3 separate regions of the Mus musculus genome follow, and regions 2 and 3 are each linked to region 1. Evidence: chromatin loops called from intact Hi-C (ENCODE). Cell type or tissue: left cerebral cortex. All regions are shown on one strand. Links, peaks and the distances in the headings refer to the core of each region. The heading gives the core; the rest is flanking DNA.

The links. Hi-C counts contacts between places; a loop is a spot of excess contacts. Peaks named below come from ENCODE experiments on the same cell type or tissue, not always from the same donor. Only the 100,000 strongest peaks of a DNase experiment are listed, where the experiment ranks them.
Region 2: it touches region 1 in a loop (2.1-fold over the local background); 7 of 42 quality-filtered maps call a loop at or near these places.
Region 3: a loop joins it to region 1, with 2.0 times the contacts of the local background. A loop is called at or near these places in 4 of 42 quality-filtered maps.

Annotation. Positions count from the first base shown.
Region 1 is chr17:3,345,576-3,356,329 of GRCm38, forward strand. All of the region lies in intron 1 of Tiam2 (T cell lymphoma invasion and metastasis 2), which reads left to right. It also overlaps the pseudogene Gm49221. Among named protein-coding and RNA genes, the nearest start is that of Tiam2, 24 kb to the left of the region's middle. In left cerebral cortex, for the core only: a CTCF peak has its summit at 4,976; DNase peaks (open chromatin) are centred at 4,584 and 4,924.
Region 2 is chr17:3,279,483-3,290,236 of GRCm38, forward strand. Gm34035 (a long non-coding RNA gene) reads right to left here and starts at 3,820. Exons shown (of 5, transcript XR_001782146.2): 1 at 3,613-3,820. In left cerebral cortex, for the core only: no CTCF peak of the experiment used is centred there; DNase peaks (open chromatin) are centred at 5,818 and 6,035.
Region 3 is chr17:3,388,351-3,399,104 of GRCm38, forward strand. The region is part of intron 1 of Tiam2 (T cell lymphoma invasion and metastasis 2); the gene reads left to right. Among named protein-coding and RNA genes, the nearest start is that of Gm52295, 15 kb to the right of the region's middle. In left cerebral cortex, for the core only: no CTCF peak of the experiment used is centred there; DNase peaks (open chromatin) are centred at 5,843, 6,224 and 6,788; H3K27ac peaks cover 1,055 bases.

The sequences.
Region 1 (10,754 bases), core at 2,228-7,227:
GGTGCCTCTGATTAAAACTGGCAGATTGAAGTGCAATTGAATTTGGTATCCATCTGCCTTATGAGCCTAGACTGGAAAAAGATTAGCTTCTCCGCCCACCAACCTCTGTGGGAGGGGTTGTTTAATTGCTAACACCTGAATGAGAGCGCCTACGGTAACATGGCCCACGCTTTAAAATCCTCTTGCAGTTTTTGCTGGAAATGATGGTATATACCTCTAATCCCAGTACTGGGGAAGCAGAGAGAGGCAGATGGATATCTGCGAGTTGAATTCCAACCTGGTCTACATAGTTCCAAGACAGCCTAGGCTCTATAGATAAAGTCTTAAAAGAAAAAAAAAATTCTTGGACAACAGATTTTGTGGGAGAAATAGTGTATTTCTTATTTTTTATTTTTTTTATTTTTTGGTCCCTAGAGGATCAGAGCTGTGTTTGAGGATTGTATTTTTGTGGGAGATTGATAAACTATTTCTGCTTACACTAATATTTACTACATAGGAAAATAAAAATCTTTTTTTTTTCTTAAGTAAAAGCAGTAAAGTTTAATTAGTTAAAAACAAGTTGTGGGTGGGAGGGGCTTAGGGTCAGCATCACTTCTGGGAGCCAAGGAACTGAGCACTCAGGAGAAGTACACCAGATGCTCCCACTGTGCCTCCAAGCTACTGAGCACAGAGTGTGTCCTCTACCCAGCACCAGGTAAACTTCTTGTCAGTGTTAGCTCAGAGGCCCACAGGGCACAGAGTCCCTATCTGTACCTCCTCCTGAGGCATCTGGAGACCTCCTCAGGTAAACAGGGACAAATCTCCTGCCACAGGCAGCACTAGAAGCCCCAGGTGGAGTCTGAAGGGAGGAGGCATCTTAAGAAGAGCCATCTATAAGGTCAGGACCTGAGGCACAAAGTGAGCAAGAGAAGACGCATTTTGTCCCCAGCTAGGGAGAAGGGTCAGGACACAGATAGACCAAGCTCACAGAAAGCAGATTATCTAAAGAGCAGGTCTGATTAGGGTAGGAGGTGCTGCAGAACTAGAAACTTGAGGCACAAGCAGAGGGGTAGGAGCAAAGTCTGCCCTGAGGGCACAGGGGCAGGAGCCAGCCGGGCTATCAAGACCTCCCAGCAGCTTCCATCAGTCACCCTCCCTCACATCAGCATTAGGATCAGTTGCTCTGTGTCACCAACCTGGGACTGTGCCACTAATCTCCAGAGCATGGCATCTGTTCTCCAGTGTGTGTTCATGGAGTCTAATCTCCACATCTTGGGTAGACAGTTCAAGTTCACGGGAGGGAAGGAGGTAGGGTCCTAGACAGTATCTGGTCACCTGCCACAAGTGGACAGTTATACAGACTCCAAGCCTGTCCCAAAATGGCGGATGAGGACAAGCTTCCAGTTTTGCAACCATCCACGGTTTATGATGCTCGTCTTCATAGATGCCCTGTCTTGTGAAGACCAGGATGTGTGGGAGTGACCGCTGGGGAAGAGTAACTGCATAAGCCATAGTAGTCGAAAATACAAATCTGATTCCTCAATTGCAGTTATATTTAGTTTTTGAGGGGTTGGCACTGGTGAACTGGAGATTATTATAGTCTGAAATCTATATATAGGGACATTCAAATTAAATGTGGTATGAGTCCACATCGTAAAAAAAAAAAAAAAAATGAAAGCAATTACTATGTTGGAAGCCAAGCTATAAAAAGCAAATGAAATCATAGGAGAGAAAAGTCAGAATTTTCTTTTGCTGAGCAAATGTGCCTGAGCCTTGTTTCCCCTCTGTGACCTGCAGTGGTCCTAAAGTTGGATTTTATACATATTTGAAGATGGCAGAGCGCTGCACATTGTCCCTTTAGCTGTGGCTGTGCATGCTATACATTAGACCTGCTAAGTCTGTGGGCTTGCACTTTGTCATATGCCGTTTTGGTTCTGGAGTATGTCATGGAAACTTTTAAACTAAAATTAAACTCCTTTTAATTTTAAAAGGAGGTGGGTGATTTTTTTTTTTTTTTTGAGAGAAAGTACTGCTAAGTCCTTGAAGCTGGCCTCAAACTGGCCCCAAGCCTCCTGAATACTAGGATTATAGGTGTAAGCCATCATGCCTAGTGAAAATTATTTTTATGTAAGGTGTGCTTATGAATGTTATGATATTTTCTGTTTTTCCTCTTTGTCTGTGCACACACACACACACACACACACACACACATGTGAGCATCTGTCATTCCTCTAACACTCCATCCTTAACATCATCAAAGGACCCAAAGGAAGAAAACCATTAGAACCTTCTGGAAAGTGGAAAGGCCTTTCCTCCGTTAAGTAGTGGATGCTAGCCTCCCTGACAAGTCTGTGATTGGGAATTGGGACAGCCTTGACAGGTCTGTTCTGTTCTTTGGCATCCAGCTCAATGATGCAATCTGCTTTGTAAGTAGCTAGTTCTCACCTTACAGCTCTCCAGAGATGCAGTCACCCTTGTAAGTAACTAGTTCTTACTCAAGAGTACCTTGCAGCTCTCCAGAGCTCTGAGAGTGACCAGGCTGAGTGTCCACACTGAAAGCAGCCTATAGCCAGGCAATTTTTTTTTTAAATTTTTTTTCGCTTAAATGCACACCAGCCTTGACTAGAGCCTGGATAATGGAACTTTAAAAATTCTTTTATTTATCAGTGCGTGTGTGTGTGTGTGTGTGTGTGTGTGTGTTTATGCAGGAATGTGGTGGGTGTGCACATGCCATGATGCATCTGTAGAGGTTAGAGGACAAACCTTGAGAGTTGCTTCTCTTCTCCTACCTTGTTGAGGCAGAGTCTCTCTTCTTTCTGCTACACTGAGTATCATAGGCAAGCTGGCCTTCAAGCTTCCAGAAGACTATCTTGTCTTAATTTCCCATCCCCCTACGCATCCTGGGTTTACCTATATGTACAGTGCATCTTTTATGACTTTTACATGGTCCTGGGATTTAACTCAGATTGTCATGCAAATCCTTTACTGTCTTATGGCCCTTGCTCTTTTGGGACAGGGCTTCAGTCTATATCTCAGGCCTGGAACCACTATGTTCTCTAGACCCCAGGCTGGTCTGACCTCAAGATAATTGGTCCAACTTTCCAAATGCTGGGATAATAGTCCCAAGCTCCACACCTGGCTTTCACACTTCTGCTAAGACTTGGGCAGGCTGTCTGTCCATATGTCCTCTTAGGGAAACAGAGTTTCAACTTGGAAAAATTGTATGTGATTGCCTAGTAAGAAAATGCTGTTGGTATCATTTCTGATTGTGTCCCCAAGTTCTTCCCACATGGAGTCTCCCTAGGGGGTGTCTTTCCTCTGGCATCTTTTCATTTTTTTGTAAGTGTCTTAAGGTTTTCATTGTTTATTGTTTCACTTCCTTGGTTAGGTTTATTCCAAGATATATATATATGTGTATGTGTGTGTGTGTATAATGAATATATATATATATTCATTATATATATACATATACATTATATATATATATATATATATATATATATATATATATATATAATGAATGGTATTGTTTCCTGTTTCCTTCTCAGTGTGTTTGCGTTTGTATATATGATGCATATATATATATATATATATATATATATATAATGAATGGTATTGTTTCCTTCTCAGTGTGTTTGCGTTTGTATATATGATGCTTATTTTCCATCCAGCTACTTTACTGAATGTATTTATTGTCTTTATCAGCTGAATGTATTTTTCTGGTGGAGTCTTGAGGGAATAAGAGAGTACAGAATGCTCAGCCCTAAAAGGGACATGTATACTATACCCCAACCCACCACACACATACACCGAAGCTCAGGAAGAAGAGGAGGAAAGGAGAGTATACAGGTGGTAGATAACTGCAAGCCACCTTCTTCTGGACGCATCAGGGCAGCTACACGTAGGAACTTGCAGCTATTGTGACAGTATGGATAAATTCTGTGCCTGCCCAAACCAGACGGAAATCCCAGCACGGAGAGGGGGGTTGGTACCCAATCCTACCCCTAGCAGTAGACCCATAAGCAACTGTTAGCTTCTGGGAATGAAGGGTCAGTTTTGTCTCTCAGTGTGGTTCCTGCTAAGTCAACCATGCTCCAGCAGAAGGCCATACACCCAAGAAAATTTGAAGCAGTGCAAGTTAATCTCTAAGGATGTCAAGAAAGAAAAAGGAAGGGGATGTGTGGATCTGTGAAAAGTTTGGTGTGTGGGGGAAGTAAGTATGAACAAAACACATTGTATGGAATTCCCAAAGAGCTAATAAAAATTATAATTAAAATCGGAATCCTAGGGACTAGGGGTGCTGCTCAGTAGTAGAGCCTTTGCCTAGTATCTTAGAACTCAGTCCTCACCACTGGAAGCAAAAATCAACCTTTGCAGTGAAAATTGAGTTTCTCAATTTTTTTCCCCTTATATTGACTGTCTCAATGCTACGCAAATATTCTCTGCAAAATTCTCTGGGGTTGATCATCACAGTTTGAAGGGAGCTGGCCACTACCCAATGCAGGGCAGGACATATTTCCGTTAATGAAGGAGCTGCATGCCGGCCGATAGAAGCTTTCAAGCAGAGACTGGCAGGCGTGGAAGGGTTGACTCACCGTGAGTCACTCCAGCAGCCTGTGTGGCCCATGGGTGAGCTAGCAGCGGCTGAAAGAGTAGAGGCGGGTCTTCTGCTGTCCCGTGAGAACGGGAAGAACTGGGAGATGAGTCTGTCCGGCCTGTGTGAGTAGGGACTCAGTCAGGCTCAGGGGTCTGCACAAGCTATTACAACCGTAATGTGCTCTGTATCACCGTCTCAGTCTCCATGTAAATCGTACCTGATATGCCTTTGTCCTTTTTCTCCCTCAAAATATCCTTTCTTGATGACCACCACCCCCGCCTAAGATAGGATCTCACTATGTAGCTTTTGCTGTCCTGGTACTCACTATGTAGACCAGGACATGTCTTCAAACTCAGAGATAGATCTGCCTGCCTTTGTCTCTGGAGTGCTGGGATTAAAGGCATGTGCTGCCACCGCCTGGCTCTGATGATTCTTAATGAGTTTTTTGGTTTTTTTTTTTCTGCATAAACTTCAGACTCAGCCATTTTGCTTAAGCGTGCACACATTCGCATGTCTGCACACAACAGACTGCTTGAGACTGCACTAAGCATGTGTCAGACTAAGGAGGATTTGCCCACTCCTGACTTACATCTTTTGAGGTACACAGTGTGTCAAGATTTTTGAAAAGCAATTTAATGAGTTTTTTTTAAAAAAAATTTTTTTTTAAAAATGTAGATATTAGCATTACTTCTGTCTTTGTGATGATGAAAAGGGCTTTTTAATTTTAGGTTTTTAATTAATTTTTGTTGTTGTTTTGTTTTGAGATGAGCTATGCTGGCACTCGTAGCCCAGCCTAGCCTCACACTTGTGGCAATCCTTCTGCCTCAGCCTTCCAATTGCTGAGATGACAGGTGTGCGCCAACATACTCATCTGGTAAAGGGCTTTCCCCCTTAACATATTTCTTGTTGATTATTGCTGATTTCTGGAAACCCACTCCCATTGCCTACGCATCGTGAGACACTTACTGAACTTCCTTAATCTAGTAGGAAGTTGTGTGACAGTCTTTGTTTTTTCTCAACATATGTGATATCAATCTGTCAAAACACTGATTCTTGCTTCTTGCCTTGTATTTCTTCCTGCCTTTGGATTCATGAGTGATCTGCTATGCCCTCCCCGATTTTCTGTGCACAGGAACCAGATGTAACATGCACATTTACGACTGACTGAGGACGTCATAGTTATCGCCAGCAAAGCACAAGGGCTTGAGATGACTTGTATGTTATGAGGGCTTTCTATGTTTGAGAGCTGTGGGCGGTGACATGCAGATCTAGTCCTGCTTCATGGAAGGCTGAGGCAGGAGGATCAGCTGAGCCCAGAAATTTGGGAAAGGCAACCTTATCTCTTAGGGGGACTGAGTGGGGGCGGGGAAATATGAAGGGCTGTGAAAGAAGAGTGAGAGATTGTATCTGCCTTAGCCTGGGAGTGAGGGTAAGCAATGGAGGGAGAGCCGGGAGTGGGAGCAGGAGGGAGAAGTAGATTACTTTGGACGAACATCAAAGCCTTGATTCTATTAATATTTGTTAACACCTTACCCCCCTCCCCCAAACAAGAAAATAGACCGATTGTTAGAATTACAATGGACTGTTTTCTGCTCATCAGAAGTTGATTTGAAAGGTTTTGTGGTAACATTTCACATTCTGGCTTTGGGTTGCCCTGAGACATCCCTGGGGGCAGGGCAAGGAACAATGGCTAAGCTTTGGCTGAGCTGCCGGTGGGAGGAGTTGGCTGGTGAGCCTGGCTGCTCTGCTTCCGGGTCAAAGGTTTCCTGGTATTGCTTACCCACTTTTACTGTACCTCAGGTACTTCTCTTCTTTGGGAACACTGGCATGGAAGAGTTGGCTGTGGAAGAAGGCTGACTGCTTTTCCTTTCCTCAGTGCAATAATCTAAACTAGTAACTCCCCAGGGAAAACCGCCCCTCTCTAAGGGTGGGGCTCAGGTTTCTGATCCTGTCGTTAGTTTTGGGAACATTTCAGGAAGTATAACTGAGCTCAGCGGAAAGAGTATCCATCTATTTCCTACTAGGAAATTGTAAAGATAGTTTTCAAGATATTTCATACTAGCTGATTTTAAGTTAACATTTTTAATGCTGAGAGGATCTGTACTAAGAGAAACAAATCCATAAGCCCAACCATAATACACGTGGAAGCCAAAACTAGTATTTCAGTGAGACTGGCGTGGACTGAAGATACTGTCACGGTTGAAGAGGAAAAAATTGGAATTTAATTTGGAAGAAGTGAGCATATTATTCGAGCATTAATTCCCTATTTGCTGAATAGATGTACAAATAAAGTTTAATTTTACTGTTTTGTTGTTGTTAATTCTTGGCATTAACTGTACCTTTCTGTTATTTAAATGGTCCAGAAGGCTCAGAACAGTGCTGAAGTAGACTCGTTCCCGTGTGCACTGACTGACCAACGTTGCTGGAACTGCAAAAACTATATAATTTCAAATTTAATTTAGCTCCTCTTTGTTCTATAATTAGGAAAATTAAACCCAGTTCAGTCCCAGAAGAGGTCTCTGGAAAGGCCTGGAAGCTCTGCTGCTTGTGATGATTGTGTTCGTCAACACGCAACCACATTAATGAAAAGGATGGCCACCCAGCAGATGGGCGATCATCTTAGGGACAGGGTCATTCGGATTCCCTACATGGTTGGTGCTCAGGTGCCCTTACATAGTGGTGGTAACAGTGCTACAGCATAGCGGTGGGAACGGTGCTACAACATAGCAGTGGGAACAGTGCTACAACATAGCAGCGGTGGGAACAGTGCTACAACATAGCAGCGGTGGGAACGGTGCTACAGCATAGCGGTGGGAACGGTGCTACAACATAGCAGCGGTGGGAACAGTGCTACAGCATAGCAGTGGGAACAGTGCTACAGCATAGCAGTGGGAACAGTGCTACAGCATAGCAGCGGTGGGAACAGTGCTACAACATAGCAGCGGTGGGAACAGTGCTACAGCATAGCAGTGGGAACAGTGCTACAACATAGCAGCGGTGGGAACAGTGCTACAACATAGCAGCGGTGGGAACAGTGCTACAACATAGCAGCGGTGGGAACAGTGCTACAACATAGCAGCGGTGGGAACAGTGCTACAACATAGCAGCGGTGGGAACAGTGCTACAACATAGCAGCGGTGGGAACAGTGCTACAGCATAGCGGTGGGAACAGTGCTACAGCATAGCGGTGGGAACGGGGCTACAGCATAGCGGTGGGAACAGGGCTACAGCATGCTTATATTTTGGAACAGGAACTTTTTTTGTCTTGGGTCTTTCAAGACAGGGTTTCTCTGTGTAGCCCTGGCTGTCCTGGAATTCTCTCTCTATAGACCAGGCTGGCCTCAAACTCAGAGATCTGCCTGCCAGACTTGCACAACAGGAAAAAGTAAAATTTAAATTTCATCAGGACTTGGAGTTCAGTGCTTTATCAACAATTGTTGATCCATCTTTGGGTAAATCTGTCTGGGCAAAGAGGGGAACTCTGCATAGAAAGGGCAGGCTTCACGTAGGCCTTTTAAGTGCAAAGTGATTCATTTAAAGATTCACTTCACATAGTAGGTCTTCAGTAAATGTGTGTTAGAAAATGTTGAGTGGAGGAAAGAGGAGCAAGCGAAGGGGGTAGATAGCATTGAGATGCATCTTCTATCTCCCCCACCCCCTCAGTGTTCCCCAGACACTTGAGCAGGCTAAGCAGACCCCCTGCAGTTGACCAGTGTCTCCAGAGCCTTTGGCCCTTGTTGGTTTAATTGTCTTTTTATTTCAGTTGATCCCATAGGTCTCATTACTTCTAAAACTCGGAAAGTATTCGAAGATTCAGAAGGTTTATGTCGGTACATTGCGCTTGTGTTACAAGGGGCTTTGAGTGATCTTCCTGCCACCCTGAAAGCCCTCCCCTCCCGTCACCAGCCAGGTTCTGTGTTGTCCCCTCTTGGTGTTCCACATCATGCTAGCTGCTTGCAGGATTCTGTGACTGGGCCCAGATCTTCTCTCCATTAACTGTTACTTGTGTACACTTGCGACTAATTTTCTGGGCTCCAGTTTTCTTGCTTATAAGATTGCAATAGTAAACTATTTCCCTCAAATCTAAGTGTGAGTCTAAACGGTAGGATGAGCCTTTATACTATACCTGACATATACTGGGTGATAAAAAATTCCAGATCATAGTTTACATTCCCTCCTCTTCACCCTCCTCCTCTCCCTCCTCCCCCCCTCTCAACTTCATATCTCCTCCCCTCCCCCACCTCCTCTCTCCTCCACCCTCTCTCTTTCTGTTGGAGTTGTTTTCTAGTGATGAAGGATTGCTCAGGTGGAGATTGTCCTGCTTCAGCCTCCTACCTGCCCGAGGCTGCAGAACACAATAATGTTGTACTGCAGGTTTCTGTTGTGAGTGACTAATTTCAATGCCTGTGTTGTCCTGTGGTGGGTTTTGGGTAGGATCACTGCCCCTTCCATCTCCCAGAACAGACCACTCTTTCCCCTCATATGCTGGGGTCAGTATAAGTGGCTGTCATGTCTTTTACCCCTTCTTATCCACCCCTGCTCTCCATCCCTCTCTAGAGCCCTGCAGGCTGGCTGATGGTACGGTACCTGCTTGACCACACGAAGGCCTCCTGTCTCTATCTCACTTTTAGGAACTGGGGATGGATTTTCCTTTCGCAGTCTGTCATAGGCTAAGAAAGCTCCACGTGAACACTTTCTTTTGGGCTAAATTGCTCATTAAGAAGAATGCTCTAGTACTTTTTAGAGGGGTAGGGATGTAAATCCTAGCATGGTTCACAGTGACTTGTCTCAGGCTACACACACACACACACACACACACACACACACACACACACATATGCTGTAGGAAAGAAAAGGGTGGGCTCTGGACTCTCGCTGCTGGAAACATTCCTGAGCTCTCTGGCCCCTGTTGTCCCCCTGTGGTGAGAAGCATTTCAGCCCCATGCCGCCCTCTGACCTCTATTTCCCACTGGAGATATTGCCTAGAGTTATTGCTCCTCATCCCCCTTTTCCCCCCCCAGGCCTGGGCGGGGTTTGTTCTCTGTGCTGCTTGTGTGTTATTGGATTTTCTTGTGGCCAGGTACAGCAGGCAGAGGAGGGAGGGGCCCAGCCAAGCACAGTTTGCTGCCTCCCATGAGATTCGGAATTAGCAGTTATGTATGGCAGTTTTGTGGTTCCTCTGCCTGGCTTGTTTGCATAGTCCCAGGTTCCATTCCCGGAGCCGTGAAAGGCAGGGTCCCATTCTCTGTGTTTTCACAACACAGCACTTCATGCTTTCGTGCTCGAGCTCTGTACCCACTATCAGCAAATGCTTGGTTTGTGATGCTCTCAGGTGGAGGTGTGGACACCTCTTGGACACCACTGGTTTCTTGGATAGAGCTGTGGGTCTGGTGGGTCATGTAGTTTTATTAATATTTTGAAGATACTATTTTTTTGTTTTGTACTATTTGTTTGTTTGTTTAATCCATACTGTTTCCCACAATTGCTATACTAGTTTATGATCGAGGCGACAGTGTTCGGGATTAATTTTTTCAGTCTTTTTGATACCAAACCTTCATACTCCAGTGGCTGATGGCTCACTGTGGTTTCTTTGATTTGCCTTTCTTTGGCTGTCATGTTGAGTGTAGTTGAATATACCTGTTGGCCAATTGTATATCTTCTTTATAAGTGGTTACTTAAGTCTTGCTCTTTTAAAATAATTCTTTTTCTGCATTTATATGTCTATGTGTACACATATGCATGCATGTGTGTGGGCATGTGTGTGTGCAGAAGCCAAAGGACAACTTGCAGAAGTCAGCCCCTTTATCTGCCATGCAGGTTCTAGGAATCAAACTCAGGCCAACCATTGGTGACGAGCACGAGCACGCTAACCTACCGAGCCGTCTTGACAGCCAGGTTCCTGGATTCTAAATTAGTCTCCCGCCCCTCAATTAATTTGGAATTTCTTATGTATTCTGGAAATGAACAACTCAAAAATACAGCTTGCAAGCATTTTCTTCTATGGGACCCATGCTTTGCTGGCTCTCAAGCTCATATTATTTGTGAGGAGGCTTGTTAGAAATTGTGTACAAAAGACCATTGTTTCTGTTCCCACGGGAGCACCAGAATAAAGGATTGCTTACCTACTATGGCGGTGGTTCCTCTGAGCCTTGTTCTCAGAAGCAAAGATTTGGGAAAG
Region 2 (10,754 bases), core at 3,685-8,684, 65 kb before region 1:
TTGTCTGTGAACGTCTATGAACCCAGAGGACTTGGACAATCCTTATTTCCACTCTAGTTACAGCCTGGACCACTGGACCACTTCTTCCCATTTTGTGCATAACCTTTTCTTCCCTGCAGTCCAGCTGGTTATTTCTGCTGCAGCATCTTTCTTCATCCAGCTTTATTCCCCATCTTCCCTTTGCTTAACCCGTGAGCTATCATGGTTTTCATAGTTTACCACATGCCTCCACAATGATTTCAGTCATTTCCTGATAACGTCCCCCCTTTGCTAGGTCTGAGGGGGCCATGCGAAGGGTTTAATCCAGAGCCTCCAGATACTAAGCAAACAGTCCTCGGTAACTGAGTGACGTGTCACCTTCCTCTTTAAAGAATGCAATCTTTAGGCTTACTTGGCAATTTTCTGGGCGTCTTTGTTTGTTTCTTTGTTTTTGACAGTCTCATGTAGCCCAAGCTGGTCTTAAACTTGCTGTGTAGCCAAGGATGGTCTTGAACTTCTAATTCTGTCATCTAAACGTCCCAAGCGCTGAAATTCCAGATGTGTATACCACACCTGGTTTATGCTGTGCTGGGGATTCAGCCCAGGGCTGCAGGCATGGTAGCCCAGGATTCTACCATGTGAGCCACATGCCCAGCCCACCAGCGTTCTGCTTCGAATGTTCCATGGCTTACCATTCAGCTCCAAGAGCCTAATACCTGCATCACTTGGGAGCTCATTCTCTCTGGTTCTCTCTCTCATGAGGTAGTGGGGACCCTGGGCTTCCGTCCAGCCTCAGCTTGTCTCAACAGAACACACCTCTAGCAAGAAACTAGGCCTTCCTGTTTCCCAGCGTGCCTGTGCTTCTTACCCTTTTGGCTCCGGATGAAAGTTCATTAAAAAAAAAAAAATAATTTAACAACTGATTTGTTGGTCAAACATGAAGCTCAAAAGTCAAATTAGCCACCTCTGCTCCTATACTCTCGTGTCTGAGGTTGATGGCCTGAATTTTCTACTGAGAAGTCTCATTGATGTAAGCCTTAAACAATTTTAAACCCACAGATTAGGAACATATGTCTCTTCCTGTCACATGCTGTGAGAGATTTCAGCTAATTCTGAAATCTGTATGTAAGAATGCCTTTAAAGCAAAATTGTAACTTTATAGCTGTATTATCTACAAATTCTATCAAGTGTGGCTGGAGTGTACCAGAGTTGCAAGGTCTATCTCAGCCTCCCACTATTATTATTATTATTATTATTATTATTATTTTACACATAGGTATTTTGTTTTATTTTTCTTGTTAGATGATAGTACCCAGTGTGGGTGTATAGGGGAAAATGCAGTGTGGGCATGTGGGGGAGGGGACAATGTGGGCATGTGGGGAGGGGTTCAGTGTGGGCCTGTGGGAGAGGGGATAGTGTGGGCCTGTGGGGGAGGGTTCAGTGTGGGCCTGTGGGGAAGGGGACAATGTGGGCATGTGGGGAAGGTATTAAGGTGGGGCCTTGCTCTCTCTCCCTGATATTACTCTCAGGAGTCAGTCAGGAATGGATTTTTGTCAGCATGCATGCCTTTAGCTCACTCCTTGAATCTGTTCATAGTTTATCTGCTGCCTCTTGGAGCACGGGCTTCAAATCGTATTATCTACAGTAGTTCAGGCCTTCCTCTCTTTGTCCTAAAATCACCTCACCTAATCTCTGCAGCGCCTGTTGGTTTTTGTATATGGAAGCCAGGATGGCACCTGCATTGTTTCCGTTCAGCTTCCACAGGGCTTCGGAGACCCTGACAGCATTGGCCTTTGTGAAGGCCAAGCAGGCTAGTCTGGGTTCAGAAGGTGGGGGAATCTTCAAAAGGGACTTCCTTGAACAGGCACTAGGTTTGAGTGTGTGTGTGTGTGTGTGTGTGTGTGTGTGTGTGTGTGTGTGTGTGCACGCGTGTGCTTGTGTCCATGTGAGTGTGCTTGCTCTTCCCCAGGTGTTGTCTACTTTGTTTTATGTGTGTGTGGTGTTCCTTTTGGTTTTGGGACACAGTCTCTTGCTGGCTTTGTCACCAATTAGGCTAAGCTAATTGGTCAAGCCTCGTACTAAGACTATCAGTGTGAACTACTGCACTTAGATATTTTTTTTTAATGTGGGTTCTGGCAGTCTAATTCAGATCTTCATGCTTCCATGACAAACACATGATTGCCTCGCCCATCTCCCCAGCCCCACCAAATAGCTGTGTTTCCTTTTAATTCTTAATTTTGTATTTTATTTTTATGTATCTGTGTGTTTTGCCTGCATAAATGTCTGTGCGCCATGTGTGTGGCTGGTATCTTTGGATCTCTCGGAACTGGAGTTACAGATGGTCATGAACGTCCATGAGCGTTCTGGGAATCAAACCTAGGTCTGATCTGGAAGCCCAGCCGGGGCTCTTAACCACTGAGCCATCGATCCAGCCTATTTTTGATAAGGTGCAGTGGTTTTCAATGTTGGTTGAAATACAGTCCATACCCTTGTGATTGTTGAAAAGGGGGTTTAAGTATCCCACACTGCCTTAGTGTCAGTGAAAAACAACCGATCCAAAGCATATAACCCACGCTCCAAATCAGGCCTGGCTTGCCCCTCTTTAATGGGACCATCGCAGGCATGCCAAATACTACAGCTAGTGGATTGTATACATCTGGTAAGACTTTTCATAACAGCTAAGGTTTGCGGCAATGTGATTTTAATTACAGACAGATTGACTAGCTGGAAAAATACACGGGAACTAAACAGAGAGCAGAGCTAAACACAAGCCCTTTCATAAATGGTCCTGCTTTGGTTAGGATGACTTTAAGTGACTGCTGGGGACAGCAAGGATGATGTGTGTTTTGGGGGGAGCTCTGAGGGTGGGATGTGACTCATCTTCAACCTGGGGGCCAGTCGTTGTCTGGAGGGGGAGTTCACAGTGGTGGTGATTAGACTCCTTTTGAAGTTCAAGCAGGCTGATGCTTGTCTCCTGTTACCTTGATCCTTGGGAGCACAGTGTCTTTGCCAGACAAAATTGCTCTGGATTGGACCACATTTGCTTTGAAGGCTTGTGGGGATGGCTACGCAGAGGTGCAGTTTTGAGTCTTTCCCCCTAAACAGACTGTATTAGACCGTGTTCTTCTTTCTCTGAAGTTCATTCCGTGTAAAGATGTCAGATGTGCAAGCAAAGGCGCAGGAAGCCAGCTGCTGTGTCAAGACAGTTTCCCTGCCTAGAGCACAGGGGGACCTTTTCCATGGGCAGGGGCACCTGACTCTGTGTGGGCTGGAGTTATGACCCCCACCCCTCCCACCTTACCTAAGGTGTTCACTGGAGGATGAAAAACCTGACCAAAATGCAGGCCCTGCCCACAAAGTCTCCTGGAGAAGATGGGTTTAGCTTAGGAAGTGTATAAGATGACAGCTGGTTCTCCAGATCCACCCCTACCACGCCCCCTACCACGCCCCCCTACCACGTCAGACGATTGCCAGAAAAGGGTTAAGCATGCTTAGTGTGTGATTTTGCTTTCCAGGAAGGAGCTAGTAGTCGGCTTTGGGGTGTGTCAGGGTCTTCTCCGGGGTGTTGCTGGAGTCCCCACCACCGCCTGGTAGATGAGCTGAGAGATCCCACTTGCTGGAGCGGAAACTTACCTGCCCTGGTGTTTGGCCAGGGAGAGCCTAGGCAGTCCCCATCCGCCCTGTGACTCCTTGGCCTATCTGGATGACTGCCATAGAAGTGATGGCTGTCTCCTTCCATATTCACCTACCGCTCTTTATGTGTTGACCATCATCTTCAGCTACAGATGCTCTGCAGTTTGTGATGTGGCTTCAGTCATTCATCTTGAGAAAGTCACGTCATCCTGCAGGGACCTATGGGCATTGTTTAATCACAATCAGCAACCAGTTTCAGTCCCTGGCCTGACTTAGTTAGGGTTACCATTGCTGTGATGAAACACCACGACCCAAAGCAAGCTGAGGAGGAGAGGGCTTATTGGGCTTATATTTCCACATCACTGTTCTTCATCAAAGGATGTCAGGACAGGAACTCCCCAGGGAAGGAACCTGGAGGCAGGAGCTGATATAGAGGCCATGGATGGGTGCTACTTACTGGCTTGCTCAACCTTCTTTCTTATAGAACCTGGGACTCCTAGTTCTATAACAATGGGCTGGGCCCTCACCTATCAATCCCTATTTGAGAAAATGTCCTAAACATTTGCTTACAGCTCAGTCTTAAGAGAGGCATTTTTTTCAATAGATGTTCCCTCCCTCAGATGACTCTAGATATGCCAAGTTGACATAGAACTAGGTAGCGTAGTCACTGTAGCCATGAGTGGTAATGTCTCCCTTTGAGGGATATGGCAGAGGTGCTAGCTAACTAAAATGTACCCCCCCCCACGAAAACAAATTTCTCAAGGGCACCTTAAGAGCTAAATGAGGGACCTGATATTAACTTCACTTGTCTGAAAGGGATTTTTAAAAATACGTTGTTTAGTCATATGTCCACATACATAGAAGTGACATCCCCTGCTTATGTAAATACATTTTTTCTCCTTTAAGAAGGTTAGAAGAAACCAAGGAAAGAAGGGAAGCCATTTATTTGAAGTACAGATTCTTATCTTTTTGGTATGTGCTCTAGTGACCTTAGCATGCTGGTCCCAGCCTTGGGGAGCCACTTTCACAAAACCAGAGGACTCGGGAGTTGGAGTTACAGGTGGTCATAAGCTGCCCATTAGAGGTGCTGGGAACTGAACTAGAGTCCTATGGACAAGTACAGATTTTTAACCACCAAGCCATCTCTCCAACCTCCTTCTTTCTTCTCCTTCTCCTTCTCCTCCTTCTCCTTCTCCTTCTTCTTCTTCTTCTTCTCCTCCTCTCTCTCCCTCTCTCTCCCTCTCCCTTCCTCCCTCCCTCTCTCTCTCCCTCCCTCCCTCTCTTTCTGACCCCACCCCATCTTTTCTCTCACTGTAAGATCTTGCTATTTTGACTAAGGTGCCTGTTGACATTTAGTCTAGGCTCTGCCTCATAGTTACCTGGTTACCAACTCCCCACCCCATCCCACCCCCACCTTTTAGAGAAGGGATCCTACCCTGTAGCTCAGGCTGACCTTGTACTGCCAGTGAACCTCCTGCCTCTTAGGCTTACAGACTTGAGCTCCTCATACCGTACAGCCTTGTTTCTCTCCTTGAAAGCACTTAAGAAAATGTGTTTTCCTGCCATCCTCCAACAGTGATGGGTTTTTGTTGGTGGCAGCTGGTTTTAGGCTTCCCAGCATGCAGCACTCCACCCGTGCCTTGATGATGTTCAAAGTGTGCTATGCAGGACACACGGATTCCTCTGTTAGAAAGGATGGACCTGTGGAAGTGGATATAGAAACCAGGGGTGTGTGTGTGTGTCCCTTTCTCACAACCATCACATGTTGCTTTAAAGCTTTGTGGAATTTACTCCCATGTTTCAGGGGGAAACAACTCCAAAATGTGGTGGCCCAGAATTTAGGTTTGGCTTGCACTCTATCGAAGCCCACTGTAGTTGGAGGTCCTAACCATCCTGGTGTTTCTCAGCAGGCCAAGACGTAGCTGGGAGGATGCAAGAGCCCAGCATCTTCCTGGCTGCCACACATTGCCAAGGGCTAAAGAGAGGAAAGGAATCCTTGTTGATTTCAGGGCAGCAACTTTGCCTTTGCCTTGTGGGCCAGCTCCAGAGCCTTTGTCCCCTGGCCGGGGGGGGGCGCAGACTCCAGACTGGAATTGAGCCTGGCAGGCAGCTAGTACACAAAGCCCCACTTGTTCCCCACCCTCCTCATCCCGTGGAAACCTGTCAGGCTGCCTCCCCAAAGGCTCTGCATTTATTTTTAAAGAATGCTAGAAAGGAAATCTATGGCTTACCATCTTCCTCCCTCTTTGGGAGTGTTTATTGTGCTTGGAGATCATTCTGGTCCACACAGCTGTGGTTTTCCTCACTCATTCTTTGTGCTCCTATGTTAAATAGCTCTGGGAGAAAATAAACAGAACGGGCCAGTTTTCACCCCAGTGATGGAAAAGCGAGAGAAGTTGGGACTCTGGAGAGCCTGAGTTGCATACCCAGGCTCCGCCTTGGCTGTGTGCTGGCTTTTCTCACCCTGGAGTATGGCCAGGAGGTACTGGAAGGCCTTGGCTAGTGGGGGGTTGGGCACCCAGACGCCATGTCCAGCAAACAGTGTGACTTGGCGTGTGATTTGGAAGAATTTACCTGGGATCTGTCGCAACCATTTCTGCTGGAAGAAGCAATCCTGAACTGCTCCAAACCAGAGGAAAACCTAAAAGCAGGGCTCTCAGGGGAGAGGGCTCAGTGGGTAACTGCTTACTGAACAAGCATGAGGACTTGAGTTTGGAACCCAGATACCCACATAAAAAGCCAGAGCATCATGCAATGTGCCCCATAAAATCCTAGCTCTGGGGAAGAAGACACAGCCAGAGGATGGCGGGCCAGCAAGCCTAGCCAAGTCACTGAACTTTCAGTTTATTGAGAGACTCTGCCTCAAAAATAATAATGAGAGAGGATTTGGGGAAGACATCTTAGTATCTATACTTGAGCAAACGCACTGTATATATACATTCGCCATACAGCCGCACGACATACACACATATGCACCATACACACACACACCACACGTGTGCATGCACACACACAGACATGCACATATGAGCACACAAATGCACAAGCGTACACACACACACACACACACACACACACACACACACACATGCACAAGCAAAAAAACTAAAAGCATTTAGATACCAGACTTTAACATCAGCTCCCAAGCTACAGGACAGCTGATTCTGAAGAGTAGATTACACAGACCTGCTGTTTAAGACTTGCAAACACCTGCTTGAAGAGGAGAAGCCGCTCCTGCTTGGGTGGCATAACTCACAGACAGTGACCACACCCCTCACTACACAGCCTCTCCCTTGCCAAATGAAGAAAAAGAGCTTATTTAATTTTGTTTGTCCTCCCGGGCTTGGAAATACCAAGTAATTTATTCTGGTTATTGTCGGTTCCCTATTTCAAACCAAGGATTTCTCCCTATAAATCCCCTTTAAGAGGAAAGCCTACAGATACAGAAAGCCACACCAAGTGTGTGATGTAATGTAAGTGAATGACACTCAAGCCAACCAGGAAATGTACTCTGCTGTCCCAGAGGCTGGGTCCCTGTGCCCCGCCCCATTCCCAACACCTTCCCCTCTCCACTTCAACAGCCAGTTTCTCACTTCCTGGGGTCCTCGGTTCTCACACTTTCACGTCATCCACTTAGCATCCTGCTGGGCATGGCTGCCGTCAAAAGCTTAACCTTACCCATTACAAACTATCAGTGGGGCTGAGGGTGTCCCTAAGCCAATTAAGAGGCAGGTGAGGGCCTAGACTGAGACCTCAGCACCAAAATAAAGAACGAAAAACATGTTACTATTAGCTACATCTTACTATTCCATTTTACCACTGCAAATGCCTTTTTAGACTTTATCTACTGAACAACCTTTAGGTAAAGCTCAGAAGTAGCTAAGTTAAATTCGATCAACCAGTAGACTCATTAAAAAAAAATTTTTACCTTTTAAATTCCTTTGTCTCATGTGTTGCCTATAATTTTGGGACTCTTAAAAAGTCATTTGTTCTTATTTTATATGTACGGGTGTTTTTCGTGTGTGTGTGTGTGTGTGTGTGTGTGTGTGTGTGTGTGCCAGGTGCATTATTGTGCTGGTGGAGGTCACATAAGAGCTGCAGATCCTCTGGAACTGGAGTTGCAGATGGTTGCCAGCTGCAGTGTGGGTGCTGGGAATTGAACCCAGGTCCTCTGCAAGAACAGCCAGGGCTCTTAACTGCTGAGCCATCTCTCTAGCCCCAATTCTAAGACTTTTAAAAACAAATGTTTATCCCAGAAACTTAAGTGAAATTGTGAAGCCTAAAAAGTACTTTAAAATGTAAAGGATCAGGTGAATCTCTTTTGAGTCTACACTATTATTAGTCTATTATTAGTAAAAGGTGATGTTTGCTGATGTCCAGAAAAAGCATCCAATCCTTCGAGACTTTTGTGTTGCCCGTGGTTATAGTAAAAACCAGCATCATCTTCCATGTTGTTCGTCCTATGATAAAGAAGAATACATCAGCTCTATAAGAAACAGCAAAAATATTAAGCATACCTGTGAACTCATAAACAAGTTCAGAATAAGCAGTGAAAGTTTGGGGGTCACTGTTGTGAGACCCTGTCTCATGTCTCTTCTCCTCTAGGGTGAGGATAAGAGCACCAATTTATTAACCAAAGTCCATGTGCACTTTGCCTACGGAGGACCATTGTGCATTGAACTCTCTGCTGTATTGCCCTTGAACCTATTAGCCAAACCAGAGTCCTTGGTCCAAAAAATAATAACTGTGTTGTCCAGATGTGGTAGGGGCACACATGCAATCCCAGCACTCTGGAGACTAAAGCAGGAGAGTTGCAAGATTGAGGCTAGCCTGTGCAATATAAATTAATAAGCAAATAAATGAATAAAGACTTAAGGTGCATGAGAAATTATACACTCAGAAAATATCAAATGCAGTTTCATCTTTCATGGGCACCAATGTGTTCAAAATCTCACATAATTTGCTAATATAGATAACAATACATAGTAACCCCTAAAATGGTGATTATTTACAGACTTCCTTTTGGTTCACTTTAACAGAAACTATTCACTTGCTTTTTTTATTTCTGATTATGTGCATGTGTGTGTGTGTGTGTGTGTGTGTGTGTGTTTATGGGTATGTGCACATGAATGCCAGTGATGGTGGATACCAGAGGTGTCAGATTCCTCCCCCTCCTCACCCCACCCCCGCTGCCTCACCCCACCCCCGCTGCCTCACCCCACCCCCACTGCCTCACCCCACCCCACCCTGCCCCACCCCAAGTTGGAATTATAGGGCAGTAGTTATTAACTGCATGGTGTGGCTGCTAGGAATTGAACTCAGGTCCTCTGGAAGAGCAGTGCATGCCCTTAACCACTGAGCCATCACTCCAGCCCAGATTTTATTTTTGGAAATGTATGTATATATGTGTGGGCGTGGCTGTTTGAGAATGTAAGTGCGATGCCCACAGAGGCCAGAAGAGGGCATCAGAGCGCTCAGAGCTGGAATTACATGTAGGTAGTTGTGAGCTGCCTGAGACGGCTGCGAGAAACTGAACCCAGGTTCTGTTGAGCAACTGCGCAGCTCCTCAACTTTCTGCTTGATAGAATTAAAACAAAAACCATGCCCTAGTTATTTCTTCTGCTTTAGTCATTGGCTTGTGACCCCTTGTTAGCCATACCCTACAGCAAGAGCAGGCTAAGTTACAACCTTTTGATCTGTAGTTGTATCAGGAAAACTGTAAAAATGTGAAAAACATTTAGTCTTTTTTTTTTTTTTCTTGCCTCTACAACTACTTCTTTTGTATGGTACCTGGTTCTTGTCATTGTTGCCACACACCTACCTAAGTAAAATGTAGATTCAGTAGCGGATAAGATAATTAAATGTGGCCTCATCTCTTGTCACCATGTAACAGATAAATGTGCAATTATTAGGTCACCAAAATAACACAAGGAGGCCACTGGCCTCTGCCTTGTCCCCGAAGACCCTTCGTCAGAGGGAAGTACAGTGAAGTGGTGTGAGGCTACTCTCTAAGTGGCCCTCATCTCTAGCTGGAATCTGTATTCAGAAACCTGAGTGGGTTGCCACAAACCCCCGGCTTGTAAACACAGTAGCCAGCACACGTCTGAAGGAAGTTTTATTAAAAGGACAGAAAATTTAGTACCTGTTTTATCCTGGAATACCATGCTGTCTCAGAGGGCACTGTGCTCAGAGTTCAGGTCATCCAAAGGGCTGAGCTTGGGTGGAGCTCACTGCTTCCTGACTTCCTGTTTCTATGCTTCCCTTCTCTTAGGGGATATTGAGATCGGAGGTTCCATTCCTGACCTCGCCAATGTGTTGTTGATCTTCTGGCAGCATCTTCAGTTCTAACAATTAGGGATGGGCTTAATGTTCTGTTTAGAGGTTTTAAATCAACATCTTCTGGGTCCTGTTTCTGTGGTACAGAGTCGATGTCATGGAACCTCCCTGTGGCTTGATAGGTGCCCATTCCTTAGTCCCAGGTTGAAGGAAAGGGGAAGCCAATTGGGGAGGAAAGGGTTTATTTGGCTTATACTTCCACGTCACTGTTCATCACAGAAGGAAGTCAGGGCAGGAACCTGGAGGCAGGAGCTGATGCAGAAGCCATGGAGGCATGCTGCTTACTGACTTGCTCCCCATAGATTGCTCAAGCCTGCTTTCTTATAGAACCCAGGGCCATCAGCCTAGGGATGGCACCTCCCACCATGGTCTGGGCCTCCCCTATCAATCACTGTTTAAGAAAAATGCTCTTTTAATAACTGACAACTCTCTTATGTGGCAAGTTGACACAGAGCTAGACCGTACACGCTGTGCTACCCCTGAAACTTATTACGAATCCTTCTCAGCCCCAAGCATCTCACCCTTGATGAGGAACGAACTGCAGTCTGCTTCGTCTGGCTTTCCATGCTGGCTTATCCATGCTGGCTTATCCCCAGACAGAGTCTGGCTCCTCTGCACTCCCCATTTCACATGGACCTCTAAGAAGACAGTGGTCATTTGGTTCTAAAGTCAGCTTCATTTATGTATACAGTCATCTTCCTCCCTCCCTCCCTTTCTTTTTCAGAAAGGGTCTTGCTCTTGTACGTGAAACTTGAGCTCCACCTGACTTGACCTAGGAAGGATTGAGCTAACAGTTTTGTGCCGCA
Region 3 (10,754 bases), core at 2,809-7,808, 43 kb after region 1:
TATATGATGTTTGGTTGGTGTTCCTGTTCTTTTCTGAGGGGAGATGGGGATTGGGGGTGGGAGGGTTGGACCTGGGGAGAAGGGAGGTGAAGTGGATAGGCTAGGATGAGGGGAGGAAAGGAAACTGGTCAGGATGTAATATATTAGAGAATTAAAAACGCACAATTATTAAACAAACAAACAACAAATAAAACAAAAAACACCACCAAGCCAAAACAAACTCACGTGGTGCATTTAATTTGGATTTATTAACTTATAGAAAAAAAATCCCTGGGAAGGAAGGCTTATGAAGAATTGGTTTTAGATTTTCATTTTTGTCATATAATACTTGCTTATTCTTAGAAAAGAAACTAGTTGTTAAATTAATGAGGTCTGGGGCTACAAGATGGCTCAGTGGGTAAAGGTGCCTGCCACGCAGGCTGACCTGAGTCCCAGGGCTCACATTGGAGAAGAGAACCAGTTCTGCAAGTTGTCTTGCTTGTTCTATGATGCAAGATAACACTTGAACTTGTAAATAAGATAACATTTGAATCTTATGAATATTCATGATACAATCTTCATCTCCATAATGATCCATTCTTAAGGCTTTTTTTTTTTCCCTTCTTTCTTTCTGCACATCTGAGATCTTTGAAACACTCAGAAAGTATCTATTTTGAAATTTAGATTTACCCTGTCTGGCTTTAAAATGGTACATTGTTCAAGTTTAAGTTTTCTTTGACTCAGAGATTTCGAAGTTGTTTCTAGTTTGCTTTAAAAGTTAAAAATGTATTCCTTATTCAATATATGGCAGCAATTTTGGGGGCTTATGCAGCATGTCCCCTGTCACCTCCAGGGCCTCCTCAGATCTAGAGGCAGGAACCTGTAGCCAGTGGGCAGTGTGGCTCCACTGCCCTGTAGTCCTGATGCTGAGGAATTAATTCCCTTGAGCCCGAAGCAGCCTGGCTTGGGAAATACCTCAGAAGGCTGGCCAATGGACTGCAGTCAGAGATCCTGGACACTTTCGTTTGATGGACAGGGATCACACGTGGTTTTACTGTTTGCATATATTCACTGGATAAAATAATGAATTTCTTGATGGTATTTTCTTGTGCATATGTGATCTTTTTGATCGTTTATAGCTCTCCATTAGCCTCTTTTACCTCCTCTCCTCCTGTGGGGACCGTTTCTTCCTCACAAGGAGCTCCCTTCCTATTTGCATAGCTTTAACAAAATGTCTAGATTGCACCTATGAGGAAGCATGTGATGTTTTGTCTTTGGAAGTCTGGTCTTATTTCACTTGACATGGTGATTGCTAGTTCTGTCCATGTTCCCAATAAATGACTTGATTTCATTCTTAAAGCTGAACAAAACTCCACTATAGTATAGGCAGATACCGTGCTTTCATTGATCTTTCTGTCAGTTGCTAGACTCCTAATCTGCTTGCATAGCTTGGCTATGGGAAGAGTACTGTAAATGTGGATGCTTAGGTATCTCCCTCAAGTGCTGCCTGAGGTTCCTCTGGGTGTGTGCTGGGTCACAGGACTGCATCTTTACCGAGCTTGCTCTTCTCTCAACAGGGACTCTTCTGCTTATGGCAGAAAGACTGAGACCACGGCACATGGTCCTCTTTCACCTTTACTTCCACTCCACCATAAACACCCTCTGTAGCTCATTTCTCCCCTAATCATGCATTCACGAGCACGTTTACTGGACATTCACATCATACCAGTAAGTTTTAAAGCAATGATCTTTCTAGCAATAAATGATCTTAACAAGATCTTAGTTATATGTGATTTCCATTCATTTTTAAAGTTTATGAGTATTTCGTCTGCATTTATGTGTAAATGCTATGTGCATGCAATGCCCACAGAGACCAGAAGAAGGCTTTAGATGCCCTGGAATTGTAGTTATTGACAGCTGTGACCCACCCTGTGGGTGGGGAATCAAATATGGGTTCTCCCAGTGCTCTTAACCACTGGGCTATCTCTCCAACTTCCAATTTACATTTGTAGACAAATTTTGAGATAAACAGTTGCTTTTTTTTTTTTTTAAATCACAGGGCAGTGTTGGAGGACAGGCCAGAGGGACTGTAAACTTTGACCCTGGGTGAGTTGGTTAGCTTCCTGGGTACCACAACTGAGGTGCAAACAAAAAGTATATTTGTGTGGGTTTTCAGCATCTTATCTGGGATGCAAATCTTTGGACAAGAAAGCTGCTAACCTCTGTCCTTTCTAGTTTCTGTGCTGGTTTGAAGCCTTTGTGTTTGGTACAACCTGGTAGATTTAGGTCATCTTAGGTCTGCTGGGGAGAAAACTCACCAACCCCGGCAGTATTTCTGAAACTCTCTGGGTTCTTGCATGCAGTGGTTCTACGGGTGCTCATCTCAGTTCCCTCTTGGCTCAGCCCATGTGGTCTGAAGGACTTCACAGGCAACACAGGAAATGCCCTTCTGTGCAAGAAGTGTCCAGAACCTTGTTGTTGTTGTTGTTGTTGTTGGTGGTGGTGGTGGTGGTGGTGGTGGTAGGACCATATCAGAAAAATGGATTTTTTATGCATGTGAGGGATTAGTGTTCAGGAATCTTGTTTGGATAAAGACCACAGCATACTTTTAACTTTTGTTTATTGTTGTTAGGTTTTCATTTCTTATTTTTTTGTTTCAGTTTACCTTCTTTTTAAAAAAATTTTATTAGATATTTTCTTTATTTACATTTCAAATGCTATCCCGTAAGTTCCCTATACCCTCCCACCCACCCTGCTCCCCTACCCACCCACTCCCAATTCTTGGCCCTGGCATTCCCCTGTACTGGGGCATATAAAGTTTGCATTACCAAGGGGCCTGTCTTCCCATTGATGGCCGACTTGGCCATCTTCTGCTACATATGCAGCTAGAGACACAAGCTCAGGGGTACTGGTTAGTTCATATTGTTGTTCCACCTATAGGGTTGCAGGCCCCTTTAACTCCTTGGGTACTTTCTCTAGCTCCTCCATTGGGGGCCCTGTGTTCCATCCAATAGCTGACTGTGAGCATCCACTTCTGTGTTTGCTAGGCCCCAGCATAGCCTCACAAGAGACAGCTATATCAGGGTCCTTTCAGCAAAATCTTGCTGGCATATGCAATAGTGAAAAAATGTTCAGCATCCTTAATCATCAGGGAAATGCAAATCAAAACAACCCTGAGATTGCACCTCACACCAGTCAGAATGGCTAAGATCAAAAATTCAGGTGACAGCAGATGCTGGCAAAGATGTGGAGAAAGAAGAACACTCCTCCATTGTTGGTAGGATTGCAAGCTTGTACAACCAGTCTGGAAATCAGTCTGGCAGTTCCTCAGAAAATTGGACATAGTACTACCAGAGAATCCCACAAACTTCTCCTGGGCATATATCCTGAAGATGTTCCAACCGGTAAGAAGGTCACATGCTCCACTATGTTCATAGCAGCCTTATTTATAATATCCAGAAGCTGGAAAGAACCCAGATGTCCCTCAACAGAGGAATGGATACAGAAAATGTGTTACATTTACACAATGGAGTACTACTCAGCTATTAAAAAGAATGAATTTATGAAATTCCTAGGCAAATGGATGGACCTGGAGGGCATCATCTTGAGTGAGGTAACCCAATCACAAAAGAACTCACATGATATGTACTCACTGATAAGTGGATATTAGCCCAGAAACTTAGAATACCCACGATACAAGATACAATTTGCAAAACACATGAAACTCAAGAAGAAAGAAGACCAAAGTGTGGACACTTTGCCCCTTCTTAGAATTGGGAACAAAACACCCATGGAAGGAGTTACAGAGACAAAGTTTGGAGCTGAGATGAAAGCATGGACCATCTAGAAACTGCCATACAAAGGGATCCATCCCATAATCAGCCTCCAAACACTGACACCGTTGCATACACCAGCAAGATTTTGCTGAAAGGACCCTGATATAGCTGTCTCTAGTGAGGCTATGCCGGGGCCTGGCAAACACAGAAGTGGATGCTCACAGTCAGCTATTGGATGGAACACAGGGCCCCCAATGGAGGAGCTAGAGAAAGTACCCAAGGAGCTAAAGGGGTCTGCAACCCTATAGGTGGAACAACAATATGAATTAACCAGTATCCCCGGACCTTGTGTCTCTAACTGCATATGTATCAGAAGATGGCCTAGTCGGCCGTCATTGGGAAGAGAGGGCCCCTTGGTCTTGCAAACTCCCCCATATGCCTCAGTATGGGGGAATGCCAGGGCCAAGAAGTGGGAGTGGGTGGGTAGGGGAGTGGGGGGGCTTGGAGGACTTTTGGGATATCACTTGAAATGTAAATGAAGAAAATACCTAATTAAGAAAAAGAAAGAAAAAAAATTATAGATTTTCTTGACTTTTTTTTTGTTTTTTGTTTTGTTTTGTTTGTTTGTTTGTTTGTTTGTTTGTTTGAGACAGGGTTTCTTTGTGTAGCCCTGGCTGTCCTGGAACTCACTCTGTAGACCAGGCTGGCCTCGAACTCAGAAATTTGCCTGCCTCTGCCTCCCAGGTGCTGGGATTAAAGGCGTGCGCCACCACTATCCAGCTTTTCTTGACCTTTTAAAAAATTACTTAGTATATTTAGTTTTGTTCTCATTTGTGGTGGGTGTTACTCTTCCCCACCCCATTTTATGAAGAAACAAATAGAGTTTAGAGAGTATTAATATTAGTCAAGTGAGTTGCTGACCTGGGAGCTGAGATATTTTCATTATCTTTACATTTTATTTTTTTTATTGTTATTTGTGTGATAGTAGTACATATGTGTTTGTATAAATTATTTTGATCTTTTTTCATGGCTGAATATCAAATCCAATGTTTGGTGCATGCTAACAAACACTTATCACCAAGTCCTCAACGTTTAAAAATAAATGATTATTTGACAATGTTACCCTTGCACATAATATATTCTGGTCGCACTTCTTACTGGCACCCCTCTTATCCCCACCCACACTCTTCTTCCTATCACATCCGGATTCGATTCTGATGTCTTTTTATTGCAGCTTTGCTTTTGCTCTGTGACTCTCTGAGGTTAGTCAGAGGGCAGCCTGGATGGGTGTGGCTATGGAGCTGTCCATTAGAGTATGGGTATCCGCAGTGGCTACATTACTGAACACAGTGACTTCCTCTCCCTCCGCAACTTGCCATTGCCAATAGCTCCTCTGAACAGTCTGTTTCCCATGATCCTCTTGTCTGTGGCTGACTCTTGATGGACCTAGTCTCATACAGATCCTGTGTAGGCACCTGCAGCTCCCCACAGTATCTGAGGACTTATAACTGCTATGGCCAGGCTTCATAGCTGTCCTCTTTGTCTTCTGGCTTTTTGTCCTTCCTGTCTACTCTCCCATGACCAGATTTCAATTTATTCTAGAGGAATTTCTCCATCATTTTATTATTTTACACCTTCCATCTCCTCTCCAATAAATGCAGAAACCCTCATGAACACGCCTTTGTGAGCATGTGTGCTCCCACCATGTAGAATATTCATAGTCTTGATTACAATCAGAGGAAAAGTTTTGTTTAGTCTTGACTAGGCATTTGAGTAAAACAGTGTTTTTCATGGACTGACATGTGTGAACACGTATGCCATTTACTCCCACCTTTTATTAAGAAAATTTGCAATTTTTTTCTGAGTATAACAACATCCAAAAAGCTATATAGTGAGAACCCCTTCAAATTAAATTTAATTTCATTCTATGCCACTTAAATTCTATGATTGTTAGCACTTGTATGGTATTTGCCTTTAACTATATGCTTTTGTATTATATGCTTCTGAAGTGAACACTTCCCAAGTAGCAATTTACATGTTTCTCAGGGATCTTTGCCAAGGAGTTTAATTTTAGATGCCCGTTAACACATATGCCCCGTTACACCAGCTTGTAATGGAACTGCAAAAAGATGAAGCCTGGCTTTCTGGTTTAAAAATATTCTGAGTTTTGGAATTTTGAGATGAAGATCTCAGTTGAGAGTGTTTTATTGAAGCTTCCATGTCTAAGAAGCTTGAAAAGCTCTCTTATGTCACTCTAAACTACAGCAACCTGGTACATACTAAGGTTACTAGAGTGACTTCAACAATAATCACAAGTCCACTCAAAAAACATCAGACCGTAGCTGGCAGGGATTTGTTGTCATAGCTCGTTCTGACATAATGGGATCTACTTACAAAACGTATGGTGAGATCAGAATTACCTTCAAATCTAGAAGCAGGAACAATCTATGGATGCTCACGTGATTCCAAACAAGCAAAATTGTGCTGATAGGGTGTCTCCTCTTGGCTGCTTCTGGGTTTCTACCTACTGGCAGAATTTCTCCCTGTGTGTATCTAGGAGTCTTCTCCAGTATCAGAGTTACATGGGTCACTTTTTATTTGCTTGTTTTAATTTTGTGTATGTATGTGGCATATGCACATGCATGTATCTGTGAGATACAGTCTGGAGGCCAGACATTGACTTCTAGCTATCTTTTCTATCTCTTTGAGACAAGGTCTCTCATGGAATTTGGAGTTTCTCATTTTGGCTAGACTGACTATCCAGTGGACCCTCAGATCCACCCATCTCCTCTCATTCCAGCCCTGGGTTCCAGGCAGACCTGGTCACACCCAGCTTTTATGTGTGAGCCAGGGATGGAACTTAGGTCCCTCTGTGTATGCCCTTTGTCCACCGAACCACCCCTTCTCCTCCCTGCTCATGTTTTTTTAAAAAGTAACAGTGGAGATGCTGCTAGGCTTAAGGGAATTGGAGGTCATTGAGGTGGCAGTATTCTTAGTCCTTTGGTATTTACCTAGGGCCTTTCAAAAATACATCTTTGGGGAATTCCCAAGTTTTGTGTTCTGTGACTTGGCTTCCATGGCAACCTTCTTATTCAGCCAGAGGATGTGGTTATTTTGGGGGTGTGCCTTTGCTTGGACTTGTGCTGACCAGCTCTGTCACCTAGTCACTTCATTTTGACCTCGGCTATCTGTCATTTATCTTTGAGATAGAATCACACTCTGTAGCCCAGGCTACCCTTCAGCTCCTGACAACAATTTTTACCTCAGCCTCCCAGGTGCTAGGTACATGCAGGCATAGGTCATCATGTTAGGCTAAGGCATCTATGTTTAAATCTGTACCCGGTGGTGCTGAGTTGAGTGACTTTTAGACCCACTCCATTGGTATTAAAAGTTTTTGGCTCTGTGTTAATTAAAAAAAAAATTGTGGCAGTTCTATTTGCTTTGTAAATGTTAGACTGATGACTTTCTGCAGTTTTTTTTTTTTTCCAGTTGAGGTCATGAAGCATCTCAAGTGTGTGTCACACTATGTAAAATATTGTTCTCAATGTGGGTTCATATGTGTGAATGTATACATGTCAACAAGATATGTCTTAAAATCCAAATAGGGAATTACAAGTTTATCTAACTATAGTAGAATCTGGTCCTTAATAACTCACCAATGGCATATTTAGCTCAGTTCACTTTTTAAAAAATTATTGGATATGTGCACTTATGCCACAGTGTGTGTATGGTCAGTGACAGATATCGGTGTCAGTTTGTCCTTCTACCTTGCTGAGGTAGGTGCTGGGTACTGCAGTCTAGCCAGCTTGAGAGCTTTCCGGAGATTTCTTCCTGTCTCAATGTAGAAGTACCAGGATTACAGATGTACCCCACTGTATCTGGCCATTTTATGTGGCTTCCAGGGTTCATGATGTTTGTACCAGCAAGAAAGTTAATTCACTGAGCCATCTGAAGGACTTCTGTCACATTTTAAAATTAAGAATGTTACCATTATAAAGCTCTTGCCACATGTTCAGGATGGTTCAGGATGGGTTGAGTGTGTGTGTGTGTGTGTGTGTGTGTGTGTGTGTGTGTGTGTGTGTATTTATATGTCTGAAAATGTAGGACTTTTGGTCATTCTGTGGAATATAAACACATAAATTTAAGCATGACAACAGAAATGTAATTTGATTCTATTCATCATAAAACAACAACAACAAAAATCTAGTATAGAAATAACCTAGGGGCTGGAGAGATGGCTCAGAGGTTAAGAGCACTGGCTGCTTCTCCAGAGGTCCTGAGTTCAATTCCCAGCAACCACATGGTGGCTCACAACCATCGGTAATGGGATCTGGTTTCTTCTTCTGGTATGCAGGTATACATACAGGCAGAACACTGTATCCATAGTAAATAAAAAAATCTTTTTAAAAAATGACTTGAAAAAAATCTTGTATATTTTTAACATCTTTCATCAATGGTTACAGTGAGACTTCAAAATACTCTGCCTCTGTTGTATAGCCTTAATTTACAGTAATGTAATACATACTCTGGATAAAATGGCTCCGCATTTAGTTTCCAAGGACTTTGAGTGTAAGACTCTGTTGTGCTAACTTAAGGGGGGTGGGAAGCCCGATTCCAACAAGGAACACAGAATGAGGGTATACTCGATATTCTGCAAACCATGGCAGCATTTCCTGGGGCTGTTCTAAAGGCAGTTCTGACCATAACATTCCATCTGTGGTTTTCACTGCTTCCCCAAACACAAGGATGATAGGTGTGTATTCTCAGTGCTACAGGGCTTTATAAATGACGCCAGGGCAGCCCTGGTGAGTAGGGCTTTATTCTGTAACCCTTGGAGCCAGACTCCTATGGAACTTCGGTGGTCATGGTGGATTGCTGGCCCAACAAGAGCCTAGTCATGGGCAGCCCCGTGTCTCTGAGGCGAGCATGGTGGCAGGCTGTCCCGGGTAATCACTCCAGGCAGCCCATGGAAAAACCGCTTTTTGGTTAAGTCTGCCTCATAGCGTTCCATCAATGGAAAAAATTGAACATGATGAGGGTGTGTAACGAGCAGACAGAAATATATCCAGCATTGCACAGGATCCGTTTTTAGCTCTCAACGGCTGAGCAGTCGAAGTGTTAGACACCATTTCCTGGCTCGCAGGGCAAAAGGAAGACAGAACATAGCTTCTAGCTGGGTGAAACTTTGTTAACCAAAAGCTCCTGAGAACAACTGGCCAAAGCCACCATTCTGACCAAGGTAAGGTAATAAAAATGTCTATCCTTGTGGGTTGAGACTTAATTTATCTGGGAAGATAGGTTTTTCTGAAAGCTTTCCTCGGCAGCATGGGGCTTTGTCTCACGTTAGTTTATCCTCAGCAGGAGTTACTGAACAGAATGGAATTATTATCTCAAAGTTTAGTGTATATGTGATTTCAAACACCTCGAGGTGACGTATTACAGTTGCTTTAGAATATTTTATGAATTGAAAATTCTCCAGGCTGATTCATATGGACTGTCTGCTCCCCGCCCCCCCCCCCCCCCCAAGCTACCTGAAGAAAGTGCCATGTCTCAGTCTGATTGTGTTAAAATGTGAGTGGCTGGTGCTTAGCTTTCCGGTCAATTTCTTTCAGGGTGGAATGGGAAATTGATATGTGACTGAGATTGTATATTTATTGTTTCCTGGTTATTCTACCAAATGCAGCTTTCAGCCGAGTAAGTGTTTATTTTCTGCCTTCCAATTTGCTGTTCACTGTTATTTGTCCTTAGGCTTGTCTTGAGCTTTTGGGGAGGGGGGTGGGTGGGGAGAAACATTGTAGCTTTGGGTAAGAGGCCCTCAGTTTAAGCAGACTGAGGGATCTGGGTGGTGACATTCATTAGAGCCTGAACTCCAAGCACACGCTGTCCCAACTGAGGGCGTGTGCCGACAGCAGGAGAGAGAAACCCTAGACTGGGTCCCTCTTGCTTGGTCGGTCATTCATTTGGCCCAGCATGTAATTCTCAGAAAATTGGTGGGTGGAGAGAGTGAAAATAGGAAGGTCTTTTGAAGTCATAACTTGGAAGTGTATTTTTAGGCTATCTGGAGAGTTAAGGGATCGTCTGCATGGCTGCTGGAGGGTTTCCTGGTGTGTTTTAGCCTTTCACTGTGGCCTTAAGTCAGGGCTAGGGATTCTGGCAATCTGTTTCCTTTCACTATAAAGATGCTATGGCAACTGGGATCGTGCAGTGAAAGTTCATTTTTAGCTGTAGGAAGATGTCTCCCCATGGGTGTGGTAGGCACCCTCAGTCCATCCTGTCCTTTATAGAAACGTCTTTGGGAGGGTGGAGGCGTCCGGGTGAAGTTCAGGTCAGTTCTACCCACAGAATAATGGGTCATATTGTTGATTCCTTTTAAATTCAGAAGTGTTGCTGGGACAGAGAGAGAGAGGGGACAGTTCAGAGTGGGAATTCTCGGCCTCTCTCTGCTGAGTTGGACACTTGGCACTGGTTTTTGTTTTCATGGGCTCACAGGCTGATGCAGAACCCGGTGACTCAGGTCCACAACACCAGCTTAGATGGTGTTACAAATACATTCAGATTAAACCACCAGTACTGGTTACAAAGCCTTCTTAGGCCATACTTAGGGGGCATAGTCAAGGGGGAGGCTCAGGGTCCTTGGGGCGAGATTGTCCTTCCAATGTGACCCCACTCATACTCCATCAGACGGAAGATGCTTCTTGATGGACTGAGTTTGTGCTGAGTAGAGCCACACTCACTCTGCAGTTAGTACGAGGTCTCCACAGCTCCTTTGAGACATAAATATGGAAAGAATGAATGAACCCCGAATTATACTCCTTAAGTAAACCCAGGCACTTTCTCAGATCTGGGTAGACGTCCAGGTTTGCTCTGCTCTGTAGAAGTCACTTACATGGTGATAAGAACGGGAGTTAGTGTGATCTTGTGCCTCAATTGCTAGATGTCTTAGAAAATCATTTCCCATTCACAAACATTCAGAGCCGAGGTCATTTTGGACATATTTTT